2 separate regions of the Homo sapiens genome follow, and region 2 is linked to region 1. A link is a loop called in an ENCODE intact Hi-C map of the cell type or tissue named here. Cell type or tissue: heart left ventricle. All regions are shown on one strand.

What was found. Peaks named below come from ENCODE experiments on the same cell type or tissue, not always from the same donor. Only the 100,000 strongest peaks of a DNase experiment are listed, where the experiment ranks them.
Region 2: it touches region 1 in a loop (2.4-fold over the local background); 9 of 110 quality-filtered maps call a loop at or near these places.

The regions. Positions count from the first base shown.
Region 1 is chr2:13,190,833-13,198,832 of GRCh38, forward strand. The region is part of intron 1 of LOC105373436 (a long non-coding RNA gene); the gene reads left to right. All of the region lies in intron 1 of LOC105373484 (a long non-coding RNA gene), which reads left to right. Among named protein-coding and RNA genes, the nearest start is that of MIR3125, 460 kb to the left of the region's middle. In heart left ventricle, a CTCF peak has its summit at 3,289 (motif pointing right); no DNase peak of the experiment used is centred here.
Region 2 is chr2:13,060,415-13,068,414 of GRCh38, forward strand. All of the region lies in intron 1 of LOC105373436 (a long non-coding RNA gene), which reads left to right. Among named protein-coding and RNA genes, the nearest start is that of MIR3125, 330 kb to the left of the region's middle. In heart left ventricle, no CTCF peak of the experiment used is centred here; no DNase peak of the experiment used is centred here; H3K27ac peaks cover 361 bases.

The DNA.
Region 1 (8,000 bases):
TACATGTACACAACGTGCAGGTTTGTTATATATGTATACATGTGCCATGTTAGTGTGCTGCACCCATTAACTCGTCATTTAGCATTAGGTGTATCTCCTAATGCTATCCCTCCCCCCGCCCCCCACCCCACGACAGTCCCCTCACAATTCCTGTGGGTACTTTGGCTGACTTTTTGTTACAAACAGGATAATCAACTTATCTGGGCTTGCCCAAGACGTTCCCGATTATACAATAGAAAGTCCTGCACCCTAGGAAACCTCAGTCCCAGGCAAACTAGGGACTTCGCATGAGTACTCACCTTGCAGCCTTGATGAGGCTGCAATCACCATGCTGACTGGGGCCAAAGTCGTTTCAATGTTTGATTGGGGCAGGGGCAAGTTCTGTTTCTGAGCTACTCAGTGGTTGCTGACACGACTTAGTTCCTTTGGAGCTGTAAGCCAGTGGGGTCTTCAGGTCCCACTGGCCACTGGCCAGAGGCTGCCCTCAGTTCCCTGGCAGGTGACCCTTTCCATCAGAGTCTGACTTGAGATCCAGGGAGAACGTGCCAGCAAGATGAAATCACCGTCTTTTGTAATTTAATTACAAAAGAGACACCTCATCACTTTAGCCAAATTCTATTTGTTAGAAGCAATTCACTAACTAGATCCAGCCCATCCTCTGAGGGAGGGGAATAAACAAGGCAGGACTACCAAGAATAGAGGGAGATCTGCCAGAAGCTTTCTGTGCAACAGAGAATCAGCTGCAAGAAGAAACAGCTGAGAGAAGAGTATCTTATAATGGTGATAAACACATTTTCTACAGAGCACGTAACCATAAATTTATCTGATTAAGAATATGCTCAAACAATAGATAGCAAAGACAAATTTATTCTCAATTTTCTTTTAAAACATTTCACTACTCATGGCCGGGCACAGTGGCTTAAGCCTGTAATCCCAGAACTTTGGGAGGCTAAGTTGGGCAGATCACTTGAAGTCAGGGGTTCGAGAGACCAACTTGAGCAACATGGTGAGACCCTGTCTCTACTATTAAAAAAAAAAGAAAAATTAGCCTGGCCTGGTGACACATGCCTGCAGTCCCAGCTACTGGGAAGCTGAGACAAGAGAATCAGTTGAACCCAGGAGGTAGAGGTTGCAGTGAGTCAAGATCACAGCACTGCACTCCAGCCTGGGCAACAGAGTGAGACTCCACCTCAAAAAAAAAAAAAAATCCACTACACTCGATGAACAGATAAAAGAGTGTAATTTTGTGAGTGTGCATTTGTGCAAATGTGTGTCGGGGTGGAGTAGGTTGTTTTGAATTCCCTCTTTTATTTCAGCTGATTTTTGAAATTATTTTTTATTTACAGAACTCCAGGAATAAACTATATAATTAAAATTATAAAAAGAACAAGTCTTAAAATAAAAGTATTCTTAAAGCCTGAGCTTTCCTGCTTGTCTAAAGCCATTATTTTCTCTGACTTTCTGATCTTTTCAATCTTTCAATGTGTATTTCCCCCCACTAAAAACTGCTTTTTCCTATAATATTTCTCTTTCTCCCAAATCCATCCTTAATCCTTTGCTCTTCTAATGTTTGTTATTCTTTTAGATTTCAGCACAGGCGTCACTTTTTCAGGATTTTCTGAACTAATAAAATGTTCTTTATTAAACATTCTCATACATATATATTTCATGTTCTGGCATTTACCACAGTTCTATCTTTACACTTATAATTATTTATTTATGTTTATTTCCTAAAACATTAGCTTCATGTGGGAACTCACCATGTTTTCCCTACTCCAAGACTAATGTCTTGCACAAAGGGTACAGTAATCCCTCCTTATCCTTGGATATATGCTCCAAGACACCCAGTGGATGCCAGAATAGTACCATAAATAGTATTGAACCCTATATGCACTATGCTTTTCCCCGTACATACTTATGATAAAGTTTAATATGTAAATTAGGCACAATAAGAGATCAACAATAACTAGTAACAAAATGGAATAATTACAACATATTATTATAACAATTACGTGACTATGGTGTATCTTTCTCTCTCTCATAATATCTTCTTTTACTGTACAGCAGTAACTGAAACCCTGAAAAACAAAACCCTTGATAAGCAGAGACTGCCGTACTATTTTTAATCACTTGCTGAATAAATAAATAAAAACACATGTTATAATTACCTAAATGTTTCTTTGCTAAATTAATAGTTTTTTCTGAATTGAAATTCTTGTTTTATTTGGTTTGTATATATTTAGTGAAGGAGTAGATAGGTAGTGTTAAATTAAATGTGGCCTAATGCCTCTTCTCTTGAATCAATTTGTAGCAAACTGCAGCCTAATTTTAAGAATATAATCTTGTAACAAGTAGCTGTGTCTCAGTCGCTTACATGAGATAAGCTTCAGCCAATCACAGGCTGCCAACTGCTCAGGCCATGTCCATATAAGGCAAATGCCTCATCACACCCTGCATAAAGAAAGTCAACACTCAGCTGCAACCAACCACACAAGCTATATACGTATATGCTTCCTTGTTTCGTTTATAAATACTGCCTTCCCATGCGCTGGGGGGAGCTGTCTGAACCTCTCATGGTTCTTTGTGCTGTTTGATTCATAAATTTGCTAAAATAGGCTTTGCTAAATTTATTTTGTCTAAAGCCTTTCTTTTAACAGTAGATATAACTGTACACAAAATACAGTAGTTTATTTTCTCAACTTTAATATTTTTCTGTGCTAAAAGTTATCAATATTTCTAGTCAATAATAAAAAAGTTATGCTATTGGATATTCAATATCCAATGTGTATGCAAGTTATGAATACACTTAAATGCATCTTATTTGAACTTACACATTTTTATGGCATATATATATATATAGTATGCACCACGAAATATAGTAATCATATGCCCTTTTATTTTGTTCATTTAGATAACGAAATACTTTAATAAAAAATAACCTATGACATCTTTACAGAATTCCTATGGAATTGTTTGGACAGGAGAATATATTCATTTTCAAAAAGAGGCTAGTGATGCTCAGGACGATTAAGTAACTAGCCAAAGGTTATGCAGCTTCTAAAAACAAAATGCTTTTTCAGAAAGTGTGGGTACAATTGAACTCTTTTTAGTTCTGTCAAATTTCTCTCTTTATCATGTACCTGTAGTTTCAGATGCATTAGTGGCTACTTTGGCTTTCATGCCTAGAGGAGCATCATCTGTTGCAGGCAGGATGGGTAGAGGGTCCAGCAGCCTCTTGTCTTCCTGCCTGATTCTTCAGTATTTATCTGCCAAATCGAATTACCACAAGAGGGCACAATGACCTATGAAACATTCTCTCCCTATGCTTTCTGTTTCAAATTGATTCAAAATAGGAGAGATGGAGAAAAAAAGAAAAGGCAAAGAATACTTTTAAGTAATTAATTTCTAACTATTTTTTAATCCTGGCATTGTAGGCATGCTGATCAGAAATTTAAAGAACTTCTACTCATTAGGCTAGACAAACATATGTCCTGCACTGATTTGACATATCTAGAAAGATTCATCATAAACACATTTATTAATGAACATTTTATGAACTTTTACACGCCGAAGATGCTTTCATGTAGTTACCACGAAGGTCTACGTTTGGCTTAGAGGAAGCACAACTGAAATATTCTTTCCTTTTTTTTCAGTCCCATACACACTCTGGTGTCAAGCTCAGTACTCCTATTTACTGGGAGTCCTTCCTTAATGGTATCAGACCTACGAATTACTTTTTCCTCTTCATGGGCATTAAAAAATCTCATTATTTGCCTTTTTTCTCACTCATATGTTGAGTCAATTTTAGGTGTTAAATTCTGCACTGGGATGGGGATGATGCAACTTTCAGACAATGGCTTGGATGAACTCAAAGACTAGCAGAGAGGAGAGAAAAGTAATCTTTATACAAAGAAGGAGGACTTATTCGTGATTCTTATTTTACAGATGAGATAACTCCCTCATGAGTTTAAGTAATTCCTCAAAACCACACCAATGACAATTTGACTTTAAAACCCATGATTTTTTTTCTTCCAACACTCTGATAAGGTCATGGATTTTTAATTTGCTTTCAGCCTTTTGAGGATCGTCACAGATCCTCAAGTAGTTTGCATTAAATGCAACAGAAGTGTATCAACAACTAATTTGTATACATTATTATTTGATTTAATTTTCGGTACATTAAATATTTTGAGAAATGCCATTATGATAAGTAACAAATTCACTTTTACTCTTGATGTGAGATGGAACTATATATAGAATTACTGAGAAACAAAAAATTTGCAAATTTATTTATGCAAAACAACATCATTGACCGAAATTCAGAAAGTATTTTTAGTTATTTACTCTTTGTGATGAACTGTGCTATGAGAGCTAAATAGAGAATAGATTAAATGAATGTGGTGATCAACCACTAGGAAGACTTCACAGACGATGTTCTTTCTGATAGAAAGTTTTTAAGGCTTTGGAAGAAACTCTTCTGTAAAGAGAGTTAAGACAATTCCAAGGAGCAAACTTGGTATGAGAAATGACATCCAGATGAGGACTTAAAATGAGTAATGATATATTTGTGCAATTTACAATAACTGGTAGTTAGATTAATTTACAAAATAGGCAAGTACTTGAAAATAATGATTATTCATCAAATATTTGTTTTTACCTAAATATTATTAGATAACATATAAATAATAAAAAAACAACTTCGCTTGTCTCAAGAAAATTTATATACATAAAATATAAACATATGTACTATGATAGTATGAAAATATAGTTTTAACCAACTTCTTCATATACATATCTACATTAGATTTCAGGAAAGAAATAAGTTACAATGAAATTAAAATAAAATAATGTATCTGAATAGTAAATAATAGGTCAAGATACAAAGTTGTTTGAAACATTTGTAGGACAAGACCTTTAAAATTCCCAATAACTATCTTTTAGTATTTGGAGTCATAAAAAAATTGAAAATCATCATCCAAAATTATTGATCCTATTAACATAAAAAGTTTAAGGTAGTAGAGATAGATGGCAAACATGGATGAAAAATAAATATTTTTCGGGAATATTTGTGAGTATCAAAGGATAAGTAGAGCGTTGGGCCTGGCTTGGCTAATTTCTTTTAACTTTTTTAAAGCAATGCTCTCTGAAAATAGGTTTCAAATAATAGCTTTATGTATATATATATATATGTGTGTGTGTGTGTGTGTGTGTAAATAATATATGAGTAATTTCTAAACCTGGTGGTATACTCCCAGGAAATCAGACAGAATAGAAGATATTAATAAAAAGAAAACTGATATATATATATATATGTTTTCAGATATATCTGATTAAATATTAGAATGTTGACAAAGCATGTTTGTGGAAAGGTTATGATTATTTCCATAATGCATGTGGTTTTTCTATTTGTAGCATTACTGAAAACAAACAACAAAAAACTTATCAATTCAAATAAAGCTATTACTGTTAGAGCTTTAAAGGCAGCTTAGGACTAAATAACAAATCAAATAAATATGTGATGTATTTGGGAGAATGGTTTCCACCCCGCTCCCCCCACGCCAAAAAAAAAAAAAAAAAGACAGAATACCAGAGGACTTGGAGAACGTAGTTAAACTTTGCAAAGTTTATGGGTTGAGGTCGCATGAAAATCAAGGTATCAGGTTGGTACTGATCTAGCAGAAGGTCCCACAAGTCAAGTAGATGCTGCTGAATTACAGAGTTGAAAATCACTTGTCAGTCAAAAATTAGCATAATAATATGACTTAGCCTGCTACTAACATGATTGATATTATACTAGTGAGAGTAGTATCTAGCTGGAATGACACTTGTTGCAATACATGATGCCCTCTCAGATAAAAGCTTAGATTCTGCATCAAATTTTATTAGAATGAGAATATTTATAGGTCTTCTAATACGTCTTCACATACCCTTTTTCTATAATAAATTATTCTAGAGCAACATTTTCCTAGGGTTATCTTCAGAAGATTATTTCAATAGGATGTTTATGGATAGCTACTATATTAATAGTTGGGGGAGGATGTTGGAGACTATTGACTTTGTCCTGGTGGTTTTTCTTTGGAAAAATCATTAAAGCTCATGAGTGGCAGCCAAATGTAAATGGCACATGGAACTAAATCTCTAGCTCTGACCTCTCCCTGAAACTTCCATCCCTTGGTTGGACAAATACAACCCGCTCATCATTACTTCATTATTTCTAAAGCCTAAAGTCAAAATTGGAAAACTTCTGCATTTTTAACATTTGTAAATGTCATCACCATTCTCTCACTCATGTAGATTTTTTTAAACTTCTATTTTAAGGTCAGAGGTACAAGTGCAGGTTTATTACACAGGTAAACTTGTGTTACAGGGGTTTGTTGTACAGATTTTTTCATCACCCAAGTATTAAGCCTAGTAGTATCCATTAGTTGTTTTTCCTCATTCTCTACCTCCAAAAGGCCCCAATGTGTGTTGCTCCACTCTAGGTGTCCATGTATTTTCATCATTTAGCTCCCACTTACAAGTGAGAAAAAAGAATTAGTCTCATGTCCAATCTCCCATTCTGTGTATGACTCAGCTCTTTAGGGTCTCATTCTGCCTGCACTGCTCTTTGATATCTAAATCTGTCTGTTTCATCTTGTTACTGCCGTCACTACTTCAATCCAAGCCCTCACAAATTACCACTGCACAATCTTAAAAGCCTTCTCACTGGCATGAATATGCAGCTTTATGCCCTTCCAAGCCAGCTGAATTCATGATGGTCAGATGGTAATTTGAAGAGCAATTGTTGAATTATCTTTCTCCAATACTTAGTTATGTTTATGGATTCTCCTTCGCTCATTGAAAAGGGTCCAAATTCCCCAGATAGGTTTTTAATGACCTCAGACCCTGCACCTAATTCATACTTCTAACTTTATTTCTTCTTTTTGTTTACATATCATTTGGGTTGAATGAGACTATGTAACCCAGAGGGAGAACACAGAGGAACACTGTGCTGTATTGAAGGAGAGAAACATGTTAGGAATAGTGAGTTGAAATAGAAAATAAATCAGTGAATTTAGGAGAAAGGAAGGACGTAAATAAAAACTTATCGATAAATGGGACCTAGAAGAAGTAACTGCTAATATATTATTTTCTTGAAAACACGAAATTAAGGTTAACCAAGACAAAACTGGAGTTTGACCGCATAAGACAAAGAGTCTAGCTGAGGATTACCTCAACATGCCATGCTTATTTGGCTACGTAAACAAGAGGTTGATTCATTGTAATGAGAAGAAATCGTGTTAAAAACATAAATACTCTATTTTGCCAGAATGATACATTGTCCAGTTATTTTACCTTGGGAGAAGATCTGGGAATAAATTGGGGATGTTTTGTCCTATAGAAAATTAATCAAATCATGTGAAAATAGTATGAATAAATCTAAAATAGTTAATTTCAGCTTTTGGACTTAACATGCCCTCTGAGTGTGGTGCAGACCTGTTGGTTCACTCATTAACTGGTCACAGTCAGCATAGGTAATAAACTACATGCTTTTGTATACATGTTGTCTCATCTGTTCTGCTTATGAGCATTCTTCCGTAGAAGAAACTTCAGACATGGAAATGTGCTAAGTTCATTTTCCTGAAACCTAGGTGGGTTGGATTTGCTACTTGTAATAGTAGCAGTGAATTGGTCAGGCTGCACTCATTCCTTTATCCTTGATGACGGACAGGTTAATCCAGGCTGAGATTGGCAGTAGAATAGGTGTCCAGAATTTGTTCCAACCAAACTGAATTCTTTATTTTTCCATCTCTAATATTTATCATATTGTTTTAATCAAGCTTTTCTCTACGCATCTCTGTATTTTCAAATGGCACTTATAATTTAAGCGTCAGGTCAAAGACACTTTGTCAATATTTTTCATGGAATGAATTAATGAGTAAATGTAAATGAACAAATTAATGAATAAGTGAACAAAGGAATAAATGGATAGAAACATATGGGTTGACAGGAAGTTCCGG
Region 2 (8,000 bases), 130 kb before region 1:
TAGGGGTTTAAAGGACTAATGCACATGAAGCCTGTTATTTTGAAAACACCTAAAAAAGGTGTTTGACAAACACAAAACATTAGCATTAATTATTATGCTTTTAATGAATGAGGTATAGAAACAATAAGACACATAGGCATCAAAAATAAAGAATTTATCATCTGATGAATCCTACTTTAAGTGTTTTGGAAACAATTATTGTGTAACTTCCAAAGATTATTCCAAGGATTATAAGAGATTTTATTAATAACACAAAGAGAAGCGGCAATGAAACATTTCTTCTTTGTCTTCTTCATTTATTCATAGACACACAATTATATTTTTTAAATCGAATTTTGGCAAATATGGTTGGATATATTTGATACTCAAGATAAGAAATTGTCCATTGGCTTCTATTAATTCCAGTAGGAATAATATGATATTTAATCTACTTCTATGTGTATATGTCTATGTGGATGTATGAAAGAGAGAGAAAGGAGAAGAAAGTTCTGAAGTACTTTTAAAATTTTTTCATTCAATCTTTGTCCTCTGTAGGGACATGGATGAAGCTGGAAACCATCATTCTCAGCAAACTATCACAAGGACAAAAAACCAAACACTGCATGTTCTCACTCACAGGTGGGAACTGAACAAAGAGAACACATGGACACAGGAAGGGGAACATCACACACTGGGGCCTGTTGTGTAGTGGGGGTAGGGGTGAGGGATAGCATTAGGAGATATACCTAATGTAAATGATGAGTTAATGGGTGCAGTACATCAACACGGCACATGTATGCATATGTAACAAACCTGCATGTTGTGCACATGTACCCTAAAACTTAAAGTATAGTAAAAAAAAGAAAATAAGTAAATCTTCATACTTCCTGCTCAGAGAGAATTAACTTAGACTCTGCTGTTAATCTCTCTCTTCAGCTCATTAATTTTATACCTGCTGGGATCATAAACATTTTTAGAAATTAAATCTGAGTGGTATTAGTCTCAAGAAAGAAGATTTTCCGTTTTAAAAAATCCAGACTCTGAGATGATATCTATGGCTATCAAGTTTCTCTGTATGAAAGATTCACCTGTAAAATTGAATAGTTACTGCAGAAGGTGCCAATACATTGCCTGCAGGGATGTTGAGCAGTCCCCATGAGAGGGGCTGGTTGCCATGGCTTTGCTCTGAGTATTATTATTTTAGAAAACTCTTCCAAGGCCCTGGGTCTTGCTTTTGTGATGATGGGTTATTAGAAACTGACTTGTCAGTAAACCCAGTTCAAATCTATCTTCAGGACTGCTTCAGATGGACTTACCCGAGGATACTGACCTATGGACAAGAATGCCAATTTATATATTTGCACTAAAAAATAAGAACTGTCCAGAATACGAGGAGGCTGACATTCCCACGACGTGTGTCGTCCTTAAGTATTGGCAAACTGTCCTGGAACACTAAATAATCAGGAGAGGATTTGATTTTGGAGTGAGAATGAGGGAACTGTCTCCTTACTAGTAGGGTAGATTCCAGGAAGTGGATTTACTATGTCAAATGGAATTAACCTGGCTAAAAGTGACAATAAAAGGGCCCATCTTTCATTTCTTTTGGTAAAATTGAGATTGTAATTTATCTTATAATTGTTTTGAAAACTACAAATATATATCATTACACGTCTATCAGAATAGCTGAAATAAAAATATGACAAAACAAAATGCTGCTGAGAAGGTGGAGAAACTAAAGCCTTACACAGAGCTGGCGGAGAGCACAGTCACTGGAAAACAGTTTGGCAGTGTTTTAGAGGACTAAATATGTAATTATCATATGTCCCACTATTGCACTTTCGGGTATTTATCCCAGAGGAATTCCAAGTTATGCTCACATGAAAGCCTATACACAAATGTTCAAAGTAGCTTTATCATAACAACCAAACACTAGAGATGACCCCTATGCACATTGCATGGTGCAGCCACGCAATGGAATACTACTCAGAAATGAAAACAAATTGTACTGTTGATACATGCGGCAACTTTTATGAGTCTCTAGAAAATTAAGCTGAGTGAAAAAGTCACTCCCAGAAAATGATATACTGTATGATTCCATTTATATAATATCCTTGAAATGACAAAATTATAGAGATACCTGTGGTGATAGAACTACTCTGCATTTTTTTCTTAATTTTTAAAACTGATACGTAATGATTGTACATTTTTCTGGAGTACACGTGATATTATGATACAAGCATACAATGTGTAGCAATCAGGATAAATGGGATATTCGTCACCTCAAATATGTATCATTTCTTTGTCTTGGGAACATTCCAAATTTTTCTACTAGCTACTATGAAATATAAATTATTATTAATTATAGTTATCCTACTGTGATATCAAACACTAGAACTTATTCTTTCAATTTAACTGCATTTTTGTACCCTCTCTTCATTGCCCCACTTGCCTCATACCCTTCACAGTCTTTGGTAGCCACCATTTTACTGCCTACCTCCATGAGATTTACTTTTTGAGCTCCTACAAGTGAGTGATAACATGTGATATTTGTCATTCTGTGACTGGTGTATTTCACTTAAATAATGACTCCAATTGCAACTATGTTGCTGAAAATGACAGAATTTCATTCTTTCTATGGCTGAATAATTTTCTATTGTGTATGTACTATATTTTCGTTATCCATGCATTCATTTGTGGACACCTAGGTTGAATTTTGGCTATTGTGAATAGTGCTGTTATAGACATGGAAGTATAAGTATAGCTTCTATATGCCAATTTCCTTTATTTTTAATATATACTCAGCAGTGGGATTGCTGGATCATATGGCAGTTTTATTTTTAGTTTTTTGAGGAACCTCATACTGCTTTCCATAGTGGCTATACTAATTTACATTCCCATCATCAGTGTATGAGAGTTAATCTTTACTCACATTCTCACCAGCTTCTGATTTTTTTTGTCTTTTTAGTAATAGCCATTCCTAATGGGATGAGATGATATCTCATTGTGGTTTTGATTTGCCCTTTCCTGATGATTAGTGAGGTCGAGTATCTTTCATACACCTGTTGATTATTTGTATGTCTTCTTTTGAGAAATGTTTTTTCAGATCCTTTGCCGATTTTTTAATTGGATTATTTGTTTTTTTGTGTTTGTTTGTTTGAGTTTCTTCTCTATTGTGGTTATTAATCCCTTCTCAGATGGATAATTTGGAAATATTTTTTTCCATTCTGTAAGTTATCTCTTTACTCTGATGATGTTATCTTTGCTGTGCAGAAGCTTTTTAGCCTAATGTAATCCAATTTGTCTATCTTTGCTTTTGTTGTCTGTACTTTAGATGTCTTACACAAAAAGTCATAGTCTAGAGCAGTGTCCTGAACCATTTCTTCAATGTTTTCTTCTAGTAGTTTCATAATTTCAGGTAGTACATTAAGTCTTTAATCAATTTTGAGTTTTTGTGTATGGTGAGAGATAGGAGTCTAGAATCGTATTTCTGCATATGAACGTCCAGTTTTCCCAACTCCATTTATTAAAAAGACTGTCTTTTCCTCAGTGTATGTTCTTGGTACCTTTGTTGAAAATGAGTTGGCTGTAAATACATGGATGTATTTCTGGACTTATTATTCTGTTCCACTGGTCTATGTATCTGTTTTTATGCCAATGCCATGCTATTTTCTATAGCATAGCTTTGTAATAAAATTTGAAATCAGTTAGTGTGACACCTGTAGCTCTGACCTTTTTGCTCAAAGTTTCTGTGGATAGTAGGGGTTTTTGTGGTTCCAGTGAATTTTAAGATTGTGTTTTCTATATCTGGGAAGAATTTCATTGGCATTTTAATAGGGATTTAATTGAATCTGTACAATGAGTGGTATTGACATTTTAAGAATATTAATTCTTCCAATTTATAAGCATGCAATATATTTCTGTTTCTTTGTGTTCTCTTCCATTTATTTCCTCAGTGTTTTATAGTTTTCTTTATAGATCTTTCACTTCAGTTATATTTGCTTGTATGTATCATTTTTGTAGCTATTGTAAATGGGATTGCTTTCTTAATTTCTTTTTCAGATTGCTGTGGGTGTATAGAAATGCTATACACAATATACAACATTCTTGCATGTCGATTTTGTATATTTCAAACTTACTGAATTTCTTCTTGAGTTCTAAGAGTTTTTTGATGGACTCTATAGGGTTTTCTAAATATAGCATGATGTCATCTGCAAGCAAGATAATTTGACTTCTTTCTTTCCAATTTGGATCTCTTTTTATTTATTTCTCTTGCCTAATTGCTCTAAGATTTTCAATACTATGTTGAATAAAAGCAGTGAAAGTGGGCACTCTTATTTTGTTCCAGATCTTAGTGGAAAAGCTTTCCATTTTTCCCATTCAGTATAACATTAGTTGTGAATTTGCTATATATGGCCTTTATCATTTTAAGGTATGCTCCTTTCATACTTAATTTGTTGATAGTTTTTATCATGAAGAAATGTTGAATTTTATTGAGTGTTTTCAAGCATCTATTGAAATGATTATACAGTTTTATCACGTGTTTTAGTTTGCATATGTTGAAACGTCCTTACCTCCCTGGATTGAATTCCTTTTGACAATGGTGAATGATCTTTTTAATGTATTTATGCCTGAGTTTGCAATTTTTTGAATTTTTGCAATCAGACCATGGCAATAACCTTGAGCAGTAGGATATAAATAACTCCCACATGCTTAGCGTTCCACTGATGGAACACTAGGCATAAATGGATTGCACGGTTAGTTTTTGGTTTTCTAGTATTTTGTTGAGAACTTTTGTATCTCTGTTCATCATGGATATTGGCCTATAGTTTTTTGTTGTTGTGTTTCTGTCTGGTTTTGGTATCAGAGTAATGCTGGTCTTATAGAATAAGTTTGCAAGTATTCCCTTTTCTTCAAATTTTTTTCCTATATGTGTTTGGTAGAATTCAACAGTAAAGCCGTCATGTCCTAGGTATTTTTTTTTTTGATACGAAACTGTTTATTACTCCTTCAGTCTTGTGGCTTGTTATTGGTCTACTCTGATTTTCTATTTATTCTTGGTAGGCTGCATGTGTCCAGGAATTTTTCCATTTCATCTAGATTTTCTAATTTGTTGACATACAGTTGTTTATAATATTCTCTAATCATCCTTTGTATTCTGTGGTATCAGTTGTAACGTCTTCTTTTTTGTCTCTGAATTTATTTATTTGGGTCTTTTAAGTTAGTCTAATTAAATGTTTGCAATTGAAATTTTTTTTCAAAAAACCAACTCTTTAATTAATCTTTTGCATTTTTTAGTCTCAATTTTATTTCTGCTCTGATATTTACTTTCTTCACTACTACCAATTTGAGGTTTGGTTTGTTCCTATTTTTCTAGTTTCTTGTGGTGTATTAGTATGCTTATGTCTTTCAAATTTTTTTGATGTAGGTATTTATTGCTATAAACTTCCCTCTTAGTACGGTATTTGCTGTATCCCATTGGTTTTGGAATGTTGTACTTCATTTTAATTGTTTTAAGGAATGTTTACAATTTCTTCTTAATTTCTTCATTGGCTCATTGGTTGTTCAGGAGCATGTTGCTTAATTTCCGTGTTCGTTGTCTATTTGCTAATAATTCTCCCCACCCTATCTACTACCTCTCACCAACACAAATAAGAAACAAACAGAAGGCTTTTGTGAGAAACTTTTAGTGTGTATACCACTGGAGATCATTAGAGTCCTATGGAAGCATAGTTTATATTAGACCAATGATATCATTTTTCTAATTGGGCAGATTGAGGACCACAGTAGAGACATAATTTGAACTACAAACTGTTTTTACTGGTGAAGATTATTACCACTGGTTTTAATCTTCCTGTTACTTCTCAGGGCAAAAGAATGATTGTGATAGCACATTTTAAGGGCTCTTTGCTGGTAGAAAAGAGATATAATTGAATCCACTCTGCCTTATGTGTGAGGACACATACACACTGTCTCACACTTAAAGAACATACTTACTATTTTCCCTTTTAAAAAACAATGTGCATTTATTCCCAGGATAATTTGAGAAATAATTAAAATCGGTAAAGAAGAAATTAAAAATCATCCTAATTTTTCCACTAATTTTAACAATAAATATGTGAATCTGTTAAGAAGTTACACCTATATTCTATAATTTTAATTAACATTTTTACATTACTTAAATTCAACAGTTTTTTTTTTTTTAAAGGAAGTAGTACTGGTTATAAAGACAAATACTTAATGCAAGTGGGGCTTAAAAACCTAGATGATGGGTTGATGGGTGCAGCAAAACACCATGGCACATGTATAGCTATGTAACAAACCTGCACATTCTACACATGTATCCTGGATCTTAAAGTAAAATTAAAAGAAAAAGAAAAAGAAAAAAAAAGACACAAAGATTGAGCTTCAGTCTATAAATCTCTCCACTTGAGAATTAACCTTTATAAAAGATAAGCTTCTTGTTAGTGGCTTCCTTCTTCTGCCAAATACCCAAAGACTCACTACTAAGTCAATGCACTTTATCTTTCCAAATTAAATCCTCCTGTAGCGAGCCTGATAAAGATGATGTAAGTAGTTGGCAAAACATGATTTTATCTTCACTTTTTAACTTACATTTTATTGAATTGAATGCTCTTCATCTTCTTATTTTATTTTTGGCTTTAAGAATCATGGTTTTAAGTTCATTAACCACCATTATTAAACTAAAGTATATGTAAATGAAAACGGATTTTCCTCTGAGAGAGCATACTTTTTTATGCATAAAAAGAATGCTTTTCATTTTCAAAGAAAAAGTACTATTTGCTATTCAGATACATTTTAGATAATTTAAAGGTATCTGCCCTACTTTCTGTGGGCCAGAAATCTGCTTACATTCTTCATGTTATTGGAAAGAGCTGGTATGAAAAGGCAGTGGAATAGAAAACTGCGGTGTAATGAGGACAAAGATGGGGGGAAGAGAGGAAATTTAGAGACTAGGAATTTTCCTGACTGTCAATCAATGACATTCCCAAGAAACACCCATTCCATTAAAATGATCTGCAACAAGTGATATAATATGGTTAATTAATTGTCACTAATTACATTAGGGCATTATGAATTGTCTAATTTAAAACAAGGAAAGCTTCCAGAGACAGATTATTTCATGACTGAAAGCTAACCCAGAACCACCACACATATTAAAGGACCAGACATTCTGTAGTCTATGGCAAAACACATGTCTTCTGGTATGAAGGGTGCACATGTGATTCTTGGGAGGAAGGCCCTTAAACCAGGCTATGACTTACCAAGAGCAGAGTCTATTATACAGGACCCAGCCTTCTAGGCAATGTTATGAGTCATTACTCTTTAGAACTTACTGAGGTGAGATGGATTTCCCAATTTAATTACTTGACTAGCAGGTTGGTGTGATTACTACAGTCGATCTTTGAAACAGGGGTACCAAAGCCAGGTAAACCCGGGGAGGAGACATTTACCTGGACCCTAAGTAGGAGACCAGTAGGCAAGTTGGCACTATTTTGGCTCCTGCAGGCAGGTGAGTCTACCCCAATATTGGGTGAGCCAAGAAACAAGGCCTTAGGCTACACAGCAAATTTGAATTTCCCCATAGCATGCCTGACCAACGACATACTTGTTACCCCTTCCCTTTGTCCTTTCTTCTCTAATGCCATTTCACTATTCTCTTGACCATTTTATTTCATTTCATTTTTTTGCTCTGAAATATATGTTTCACTTGCAGTTTTTGCTTTAGCTTCTTGTTAACTGTATTTGGTCAATTGTTTGATGCAAGACTCTTGGTTGTGAGATGTCCCCCTTCGTGTTGATTCTGGGATGCCAATCGCGTTGTTCAGCGGCACCAACTTGGTCTTTGGGGTTCACTGGTGGCTGTGAGATTTTCAGCATTTGGTGTGGTGACCCTTGTTAACCGATACCAAGGTACTCTGGGTTTTTGCATTTGGTATTGTAGGCTGCCGCATGGATGCTCTGGGGTTTTGGGTAATAAAATTCCCTCCAGGATTGTGAGA